Regions from separate parts of the Mus musculus genome. Here region 2 is linked to region 1. Evidence: chromatin loops called from intact Hi-C (ENCODE). Cell type or tissue: left cerebral cortex. All regions are shown on one strand.

Region 1 (5,000 bases):
GGTTGGGGTCCCCCTCCAGTCCAGAGAGAGAAGAGCAGGGGCTGGGGTCCCCCTCCAGTCCAGGGAGAGGAGAGCAGGGGCTGGGGTCTCCCTCCAGTCCAGGGAGAGGAGAGCAGGGGCTGGGGTCCCCCTCCAGTCCAGGGAGAGGAGAGCAGGGGCTGGGGTCCCCCTCCAGTCCAGAGAGAGGAGAGCAGGGGCTGGGGTCCCCTCCAGTCCAGAGAGAGAAGAGCAGGGGCTGGGGTCCCCTCCAGTCCAGGGAGAGAAGAGCAGGGGCTGGGATCCCCCTCCAGTCCAGGGAGAGAAGAGCAGGGGCTGGGGTCCCCCTCCATTCCAGGGAGAGGAGAGCAGGGGCTGGGGTCCCCCTCCAGTCCAGGCTAAGTCCCTTCCCCTCATTTTGTGGACCAAGAGGGCAGCCGAGGCTGGGAGGCTAGTGGAACTGAAGATGGGGTTGGAGTGGAAAGATCAGAGGCAACCAGGGAAGGCTCCCTGGAGGAGGAGCTAGAGTTGGCACCTCCAAATAAGAAGTAGGAAGATGGAATTGGAGGGACTGGGCTCAATCTGTTTCTAGATGGATGGTACCTGGGGCCAGAGGCCTCCAGTGGTCCAAAAACCCCTGGCTTATCCAAAATGGAGTAGCCAGGACACAGAGTTGGGGAAGTTGGAGGGCTGCTAGTGTGGTCTGTGACACTGAGGGCCAGAGTCTGATGAAGCTTGGAGTGTGGGGAGGGGCTGTAAACAGGAGGAAGGGGGCAACACTGTCCAATTCTCAGAGAGCAGCACCTTCTCCGGAAGGGGTTGGGGGGGTGGTGAGATTTTCCAGAGCAGGGTGTGCCAGACACCAGCTAGGAGGAAACAGATTCATGTCCTGATCCCTGCCCTGGGAAAGGTTGTGATTAGGGAGGGACCACGGGATAGACTGCACTAAGGTGACCGACCAAGATTCCCCACTTCCTCCAGGCAGCCCACTTGTTCCAGACCAGAATCCACTAAGGAAAAGACAATCTTGAAGCAACAGCTCCACAGACCTAGAGCAAGGGAAGGGAAGATCACCTCTGTCCAAGTGTGGCTGGCAGGGACAGGTGTGGCTCCTGTGGCCTCATTTTGCCCTTCTGTAAAATGGGTTTAGGGGGTCTCTGAGTCTTGAGGTCTTTCTTAGTCTCAGAGGAGGTGACCAGGTGTCTGCCCCATGACCCTGGTGAGTCTGTCACAGCCACAGGAGCACACCCACACACATGTCTGTGTGGGAGGAAGCCGAGGTCTAAGGTAGAGCAAGCCCCCCTGCTTTTCCCAATACATGCTTTTACCTGCCCACCATCAGCCTATAGTTAGAGGATAAAGAGCACAGAATGAAATTCTCACCAGATCCCAAGGACCCCTCCCCAGGGTACAGGCACTAAGGTCTGATGCTGTGCTGTCTTCATCGCACAAGTTCTCAAAATACCCAGAGAGGCTTCCAGACACAGCCTCCTTCCCACCCGACAGTCTACAGGATCTCCCATCTCACTCGATCGTGCCACCCACAGTTCTCCTCCCCACGTACCCCCACAGGCACTCATCGCAAGGCAAGTCTGGGGCTCCCTCTCGCCCCCAACCTCTTCATCGCTGATTGGGATCACTTCGCGGTGAGCGCTCTAAGATGAGCTAAGAGGGACCCGCCGCTACCGAGCTCCCACGCCTCTGGGCTACAGAAGAGAGAAGACGAGAACCGCGCTCCTGCTGCCCCCCGATGGCCAGATGGTCCCGGATACGCTGCCCCCGCAGTTCCCCCATCCGTGGGATCTGGGTGGAGGGGCACACACTCACCGCGGGTCCGAGGGCGCAGGCGAGGGCTCCTGCCAGCACGCAGAGCCAGCGGGCAGGCGGTAGGCTCGGAGGGCGCATGGTCCGCCCTGAGCCCGCGGCAGGCAGCCGAGAGCGCCTACGGGGTCTGTGGCTAACGCAGCGCGGGAGAGTGGCGCGGGCCAGCGGCCCGGGCGCTATGAGGCACAGCTCCAGGCTAGGGGAGGGCGGCGGGGGCTCGTCTGACGGGCGGCGGGGTTAGCCAATGGCACGGCGGAGGCGGTACCTCGGCGCAGGTAGGGGGCGGAGCCGGGGCCCCCGGGGGCGTGAGCACAGAGTCCCGCTAGAGGTGCGCGTCGTCGGGAGCTGCTAGCTAGCGAGCATCCTCTCGGCTCTCCGATGCGGGGACGCTGGGCTCAACACCGCCCAGTGTTCCCCGCGCCCGCACCTTTCTCTCTCAACCCCGGCTGCGCCCTCGGCCCCTGGCAGTGAGCTCCTCCAGTCTTCGGCTCCAGGGAGTTTAGCTGCCGGCTCCCCGGTTTCCACGTCGGCTTGCAGCCCAAATTCTTGGACTAGAAGGGCCACAGCTTTCCAGGGCTGAAGGCTGGCCTCCGATGGGGTCCAGCGGATCACGCTGTTGGAACCATCTGCGACAAGGGAGAAGCCGAGGGGGCGCAGCCGGGGTCGGGGAGTCCCAACTGGGGGTTCCTCTTGGCCGCCCAGGGCAGGGTGCACTCAGAGCTGGACACGACTTGGCCGGCGCAGCTCGTGAGGGACGAGAAGTCAATGTTCCAGCGCCCCCGCGCGGGGACCAAAGCCTGTACCCTTTCTTGGGCCCAGGCTGCCCACAGACCGGTCTTCCCGGAGTCCCCAGGGACTAGGATCAGGGTGCCAGTGTCCCGCGCTGTGTCTCCAAGATCGGGCGGGCCGGTAGCGGGTGATCTGAGGCTGCTCTCCCTCCGAAGCTTGTCTTTAGGGCTCGGATTATTCGGTGCTAGCGTGGGGCGCGGGGTTACCGACTCAGAGCCCTTCGCGCTACGTCTTAGGGAACCCGTGCAGATGACTTTCCAAGAGCTCGAGTGATCATGGTGAGAAGGTGATGTGGGGGGCTGATGGCGCGGTGGGATAGAAGGTGGGAGGAGGGGCGGAGTTGCAGAGGGCCGCGTGTCCCTGCGCGAAGTAGGGTGTGCGATCCATTTGAAGGAAGTCGCTCTCCGGGCGCTTTCTGGCCAGCAGGAGCGCGGGAATTTCCCGAGGATTCTCCAGCCTTCCCAACCTGCAACGTGGGAAACTAACGCTGTGGGCGTGGCCTTGAGGTCGGTTACAGAAAAGTCTGGAAGCAAACCCCTGGCCTTCCTCCTTCCTCTCCTTCCTAGTCTACCGCACTTCCCTTGTTCTCTCTCCCCCTGAGCCTGAGCCTGAGCCTGAGCCAGGCCTCTACTACGCACCAGGGCATAGGAGGTAAGAGGCACTCCCTGCAATTTCTGCTTCCGGATAGAGAATGGGCTAGTTGTCACAGGCCTTTCTCCAGTTATGGGGTGTCAGAAGAGGGAGCTGTTTAGTAGTTGCCATTCAGTGCTTCAGGGCTAGGATTTCGGGAGTCACTGTGAGCAGGAATAGGGGTTTGCCTCGCTTGTGACCATGGGCACACTCCTCTTAGGCCTTAGGCCTCTTAACCGGGCAGTGAGGTCTTACCAGCTCTTGAGGTGGTATGCTCAAGTCCCAGATGTGAGCTTTGGCTCTCAACCCTGCCCACCCCCATATGTCACCTAGGCAGCTGCAGAATGCTGATATGGGGCGGGGTGGCACGTGCCTGTGATCCCACTGCTCTGTATGCTTCGGGAGGAGGATTCCTGTGGATTTCAGACCAGCCTGAGCAAAATGCTACGGTGCTTCACCTCATGGTCCTGTTAGCATTTCCGTGTTCTCTGTGGACAGAGATCTGGGCATGGGGGTGGGGGTGGATGGAGGGTTTTGGGTACCGGGAAGGAAGTGGGAAGCCAGACTCCATTTTGCTATGTGACCTTCACCAGGCAGGTGAATAGATGGGAGGTAGAGGCCACCAGTGGTGATGGCTGCCCTGTCCACGCTGATCCTTCTTGGGCTGGAGGTTGGAAGGCTGGTGCTAGGCTACAGCTGAGAACATCGGCAGGATCCCCTGGTGTCTTCCCGGCCTGACCCCCAGGAGAGGAAGATGTCTTGGGGAGAATAGCTTTCTCTTCCAATTCTCTGTGAAAGCTACTCTCAGTTCTTTCTGGTTGTTCCCTGGGGACCCATCCTTCTTTACCATCAAAGGACACAAGACACGCTCAAAAAACAAAAGGAGCAGGAAAACAGCAAAAACAACCTTAAAAATGCAACCCAGCTTATTTCCTGCTGCCTCTTAAAGTCTCTGTTCTGAGACACTGGGAGGTCAACCATGCACCTACTCCTGGGGGAGCCTTGTGGAATCTGAGGAGGAGGCTACTGTTGTTTACCTAGGTAATAGGGAAGGCTTCAGGAGAGAAGGGACTTCTGAAGAGATGGGGGAAGATGGGCTTCATGAGGCTTGGGAAGCAGGTATAACTGAGACTGAGGGAACAGACATCCGAGGTGGAGGGAGCAGGTACCTGAGGTTTAAGAGAAAGCACCTGAAGCAGACGGAGATCTCCAAGGCTGAAGGAGCGGGTGCTGGTGGTGGTGTTTGTAGTTACCTTCCCCACCATATCCTGAGAAGGGATTCCCACATCACCTGCCTTTGCCTCACAAATCTATGCTGGAACAGTCGCAGGAGAGCCGGAGCCACGGTCTGCCCCCATTTCTGAAGCTGTTCTCGCTTGAGTCCTGTGCTAGCCTGATCTTTACCGGATCCCTGCAACCTGCTCCCAGATTCTGGCTCAGATTCTAGTTGCCAGAACCACAGGGGTGCAGCGGATGAAGCGGGGGAAGGGGAGACAGTCACTTGCCATTCCCCGTGACAACAAGCTCGCTCGGCAGAAAGAATCTGCCGTTACTCATCCAATCCTGTCTGGCTTCAAGCCCGCTGCATCCCTGTGCCGTGTGCCACCCTCTCCTCCTCCAGGCCTGCAGCCACCTCTCAGGATGGCTCAGTCGGCGCCTTGTGCTGAAGTTGATGAATCAGTGAGGAGGAGGAAGAGAAGGAGCAGGTTCTGGTGAACGGTGAGGGCAGCCGTGAGACATAGTGTGCCCTTGACCTGTGTAACGGGGCTAAGTCAAGGCCA
Region 2 (5,000 bases), 77 kb before region 1:
TACAACTGGCTGTTGTCTATATGCCTCTCTGAAAAAAATGTTTTTGCCATGTTCTGCTTGTCATTGTGACTTTAAGCAGGTGACTCTTCTTAATCCTTGGGAGTTTAAATTGTCTGATGTGTTGAATAAATCAGGAGTCAACAGCCGGGGGTGGTGGCGCACGCCTTTAATCCCAGCACTTGGGAGGCAGAGGTAAGTGGATTTCTGAGTTCGAGGCCAGCCTGGTCTACAGAGTGAGTTCCAGGACAGCCAGGGCTACACAGAGAAACCCTGTCTCGAAATAAATAAATAAATAAATAAATGCAGGAGTCTTGGCCCACTCTATTTTTAGGCCCTGCTCTCCCAAGTTCATGCTACCATTAGAGCGATAAACAACATATTTTCCATCAGGGGTGAAAGATCAGCTATCACTACATACTAGGAAAACAATCCTAGCACATAAACCTGACAAGTTAGATAAATAAATACATCAGCTTCTTAAAAGCCACAAACCACCAATAATAAATCAATTAAATAACATACATGTGAATGAATAATCCTGTATTAATCAAAGAAATTAGAGCCTATGTTAAGAACCTTAATAACCACCAAATATTACAGGATAACAACAGAATGACTTCCAATAGGAACAATTTACTGGATTCATACAGGAAACCTGTTATACAATGTAAAGGTTGTCCCCCTTTTAAATCTGCATTTGCAGTCATCCAACAGTTTTATAATTCAAAAGAAAATCTGTTTTGTATTTGTACTCATGGTAACTGAAAGTACATACTTAATCCTTAACAGTACATCTTGATTTCTGCATCACCTCTGCTTATCAAAGTAAATCTAAATCAGATACTTTTATTTGTGACGCTGGAAATTGAACTTGGAGCCAACAATACAACAGGCAAGCACTCTTCCCAGACAAGCACTCTCCCACTGCTTCTGGCTGATTCTTAAAAATAAGTGGGGCAATAGTGGTGGACACCTTTTATCCCAGCACTCGGTTCTCTTTGAGTTCTACGACAGCCTGGTCTACACAGAAAAACCCTGTCTTGAAATACAAAAACAAAACAAAATTTAAAAGGTTAAAAATAGAAGACGCCTGAAAAAAAAAAGACATTAAACGAAGATGTATAGCCATGTTAAGTACATTCTTTTCAAGACTGACATCCATCTGTGGTGTTGGGGATCAAAGTCAGGTCCTTGGTTATTCGAGGAAAATACTTCCCAGTTATATTCCTATTACTTTCTGAGTATGTTAATACATTAGTTTTGCAAAAAAAAAAAAAAAATCCGTGAAAAATCTCCAGAGTAAGTTTGGTAAATGCTAAATAAACTGCAGCTACAGTCAGGGTCGAAATGTTAGATGAGAAAAACAGAACGTTTAAGATCGCTCCAATCCTTTGTTCAGAACCGTCACCGTCTTCCTTTTATCCTAGAGCCTGAGTTTTCCTTATTCTGTTCCCTCTACTCCAGCCAGACCGGGACCTTCGCTTTCCCTCAAGAAACACAAGCGCTGTCTCAGAACCCAAGCTAACCGTTGGCTGCCACTACCAAGCACAGTTCTCAAAGGCGTCCCTCCACAGGTTCGGCTTCGCACCTACTCAAATGTCATCTTCTCAAGATGGCCTTTCTCGCTCACCGCCTGACTAAAACAGCACTACTGGAGGGAATGCGGTTTTTACCCCTTCACTTCCTGCCTCTTTCCCCCAGGACGTCAACATAAAAGAAGCAGCAGCCCTGCTTTAGTCACTGCTGCCCTTCCAGAGCCCAGGACAAGCAGCTCTCCTGCGAGTCCACTGCGACCTAAGACGTGGCGCACACCACACACCTCCAGTTAAGATCCCTGTCGGTTGAGAACCGCGCATCCGTACACATGTTCCTGCTCGATACACACGCGACCTTTACATGTGTGCGCACCGATGTGTGCAGCAGCCACCTCTCTGCACACAGAGACGTCGACGCCTCGGGATTAATGAATGGCTGCACACTGGACTTCCAAAAAAAAAAAAAAAAAAACCAAACATCGCGGCCGCAGCCTAGGAGCAATCCCGGGGCTACAGAACCCGCACAAGCCCTTCAGTCTCTCCTCTCCAGCCACGTCTCCCGGAGCCAGTACATTCTCGGGAAGGCTCCCGAGGGACAGCGGAGGGCAGCTGGCCGGCTCGTGACCGCGGCGGCTCCGCAGCTCTGGCCGGCCGAGCCCGCCCCGCCCCGCCCCCGCCCGGCTCCGGCTCCGGCTCCGCCGCGTCCACTTCCACCCCGACCCGGGCCCACAGAGGGGCCCGCCCCGCTCACCCGGTTCCCGGTTGATCTCGATGTCGAAGTGACACTGCGGCCGGTCCTGGGCGCCCATCGCGAGCGCAGCAGCGGGACGGCGGCGAGCTGCGGACAGGGAGGAGGGCGCTGAGGGCAGGCGGGCGGCCGGGCGGGGCGGGGCCCGGCCCGCCTGACAGGGACGCGGCCGACGAGAGGCCGCCCCACCCTGCCCACCCGCCCGCCCGCCCACCCCAGCCGCGGCTACCCGCGCTCCCGTCGAGCTTCTCACCTGGCCGCACAGCTCCGGAGAACGCCCTGCCGGCGCCGCCGGAGCCTAACGTCACCAACGGAACGCCACCTCTTCCCCGTGAGGGCCAGCCGGCGAGCGCCACGCCAGAGCTCGCGAGGCCGGACGCAAGCGTCGCGAGAGTTCGTCTCGCCGCCGAGCGGGGTGTGGGGTCGGAGTAGGCGGTCCGCGCCAGGGCTCTCGTGCCCCGCCCCTCAGGATCCCCTGTCCAATCCCGAGTGCGCAGACGTGTGCGAGCTGTCAACCACGGCTCACTCATGCAGCACCGCGAGATTTCTGATTGCGTGGCCAGTGGATGAACGCAGGGTGAATCCCAGGCTTCCGGCCGACGTGGCGGGTGACCTGTTCTCTCTCGTGGTTGATGCGGTCACGCTGTTTGTCTCGCGTTAAAAGAATCGAGGACCAGATGGAGCCAGATGTGCCTCCCTTGCCCGCCAGGGTGAGACGAGGCTGGCCGCCGGCTCGAGGCCAGCCTGGGTCACTTGAGGCTTTCTCAGAAATACAACGAAAGGAAACAAAAATCAAGGCAACAACAAAACCCCGAAGCAAAACACAAACCGTAGCGTTTACACCTGCGCACCAGCGCTTGGTGGGTAAAGGCAGGAGATTCAGAAGTTCAAGGTCAGCCTGAGATACCTGAGACCTGTGAAGAAACCAAACCAGTTGACAGGAGCGATGGTCTAGCAGTTAAGATGGTCTAGAGGCCGCTTTTGCATTGGACCTGGTTCAAAGCCCAGCTCAATAACCGCATGGTGGCTTACAACCATCTCGTTTCAGGGTTTCCATCGCGCTCCCCTGACCTCCGTGGACACCAAGCATGCACATGGTGCCCAGACATACATGCAGGCAAAACAGAAAGTAAAACCTTACAAAAGGAAAGTCTGTGAGCAATAATACACAGCCTTTAATCCCAGCGGCTCGAGAGGCAGAGGTAGGTGGCTCTCAGTCTGAGGTCAGTCAGTTCTACATATTGTCTTCCTGGCCAGTCAGGGCTAGGTAGATCCTGTCTCAAAACAAAAGGTACACAATAAGAATGTGCTGTTGGGGCTGGCGAGATGGCTCAGTGGTTAAGAGCGCCGACTGCTCTTCTGAAGGTCCCGAGTTCAAATCCCAGCAACCACATGGTGGCTCACAACCATCCATAATGAAATCTGATGCCCTCTTCTGGAGTGTCTGAAGACAGCTACAGTGTACTTACATATAATAAATAAATCTTTTTTAAAAAATGTGCTGTTGTAGAAAATTTTAATCACAATCAGTGTTGAGGTTGGGTCTGTTACATAAAGCAAAATTCCATATCCAAAAACCTAAACCTACGAGTGACTTACCGTCTTTCCAAGCTTTTGTACCTTGTTCCTTAATTTAAAACTGTTGGTTAAATAAAATTGGCTACAGCCAATTACTGGAGGGATTCGAGGTAGGTGGATTTTGAGTTACCTGGGTGGGAAGAGTAAGGAGAAAAGAGAGACCAAGTGTAGAAGGAGGAATGGGAGAGAGGAAGCCCCCATGGGGGGAGGCAAAGGATGAGCACACAGCCAGAAAAAACAGTCCATATCTGGGGTACACCCAAGGGAGGTAGCCAGGACAGCAGTTAGAAGAGTACATTAGGAGTTACCCTCCACTCATTTATTTATAAGCCGGGATAAGCTTAAATCGGTTCTACTATGTTGTCTCTGTGTTTGGAGAGATGGCTCAGCTGTTGAGTCCTCACTTACGATGGGTATAGTGGCACGCACCTTTAATCACAGCACCCAGCACTTAGTAGGCAAAGACAGGTTGCTCTTTGTGACTCAAAGGCCAGTCTGTCTACACAGAGAGTTCCAGGAAAGACCACAAAGAGAGACTCTATAGTGAGAATTTTGGTTTCTTAGAAAACCCAGTTATAATTGTGTGAATGTCTTTATTTAACCCCAGGTGTGGGATAAGAGACTACTCCACAGCAGGTGATTATGATTTGCCAAGTGCACTGGCAGGGGCATGCTTTTGCCAGCTGTAGATAGTTTACATTCAGAAGTCTAGGGATGCTTCCAAGGGTATGAACCAGAGTCCTGAGATGAGGTGGGGCGCTCTGGGAATGCTGCTTCTCCTGGAGTTTTGCCAAGTGTTCGTGAGCAAAGAGATGAGAAGAAATTGGAGATATCCTGACCATGAAGATTGGACTTGCCTCAAGTAACTCAACATCCCCAGTCAGCAGGAAATAATCTAAAGAGGTCTGTGCCTCATTTCCTCTCTTTCTTTCCTTCCTACCTAGCGTTGGGGAGTTGGAAGAGATCAGGGTGGAATAAGGGTTGGAAGGGAAGTAGATCTAAGACCCCAATAAAGTAACTCAAAAAAATAGTACCAACACAAATCTGTGTTTAAAATAAGAGTGCTTTCTGTTCTTGCAGAGGACTGTATTAGTTAGGGTTTTACTGCTGTGAACAGACACCATGACCAAGGCAAGTAT

The links. A loop is a pair of places that touch in the nucleus more often than their neighbours do. Peaks named below come from ENCODE experiments on the same cell type or tissue, not always from the same donor. Only the 100,000 strongest peaks of a DNase experiment are listed, where the experiment ranks them.
Region 2: it touches region 1 in a loop (7-fold over the local background); 1 of 42 quality-filtered maps calls a loop at or near these places.

The regions. Positions count from the first base shown.
Region 1 is chr9:121,639,730-121,644,729 of GRCm38, reverse strand. Vipr1 (vasoactive intestinal peptide receptor 1) reads right to left here and starts at 2,014. Exons shown (of 13, transcript NM_011703.4): 1 at 1,804-2,014. The coding sequence starts at 1,881. It also overlaps a transcript of Lyzl4 not described here. In left cerebral cortex, CTCF peaks have their summits at 1,763 (motif pointing left) and 2,580; DNase peaks (open chromatin) are centred at 2,971, 3,304, 4,295, 4,765 and 3 more places; H3K4me3 peaks cover 4,616 bases; H3K27ac peaks cover 4,144 bases.
Region 2 is chr9:121,716,832-121,721,831 of GRCm38, reverse strand. It overlaps Nktr (natural killer tumor recognition sequence), which reads right to left and starts at 2,651. Exons shown (of 17, transcript NM_010918.2): 1 at 2,537-2,651; 2 at 2,287-2,373. The coding sequence starts at 2,344. In left cerebral cortex, CTCF peaks have their summits at 2,780, 2,982 and 3,786; DNase peaks (open chromatin) are centred at 1,596, 1,746 and 2,726; H3K4me3 peaks cover 2,742 bases; H3K27ac peaks cover 1,718 bases.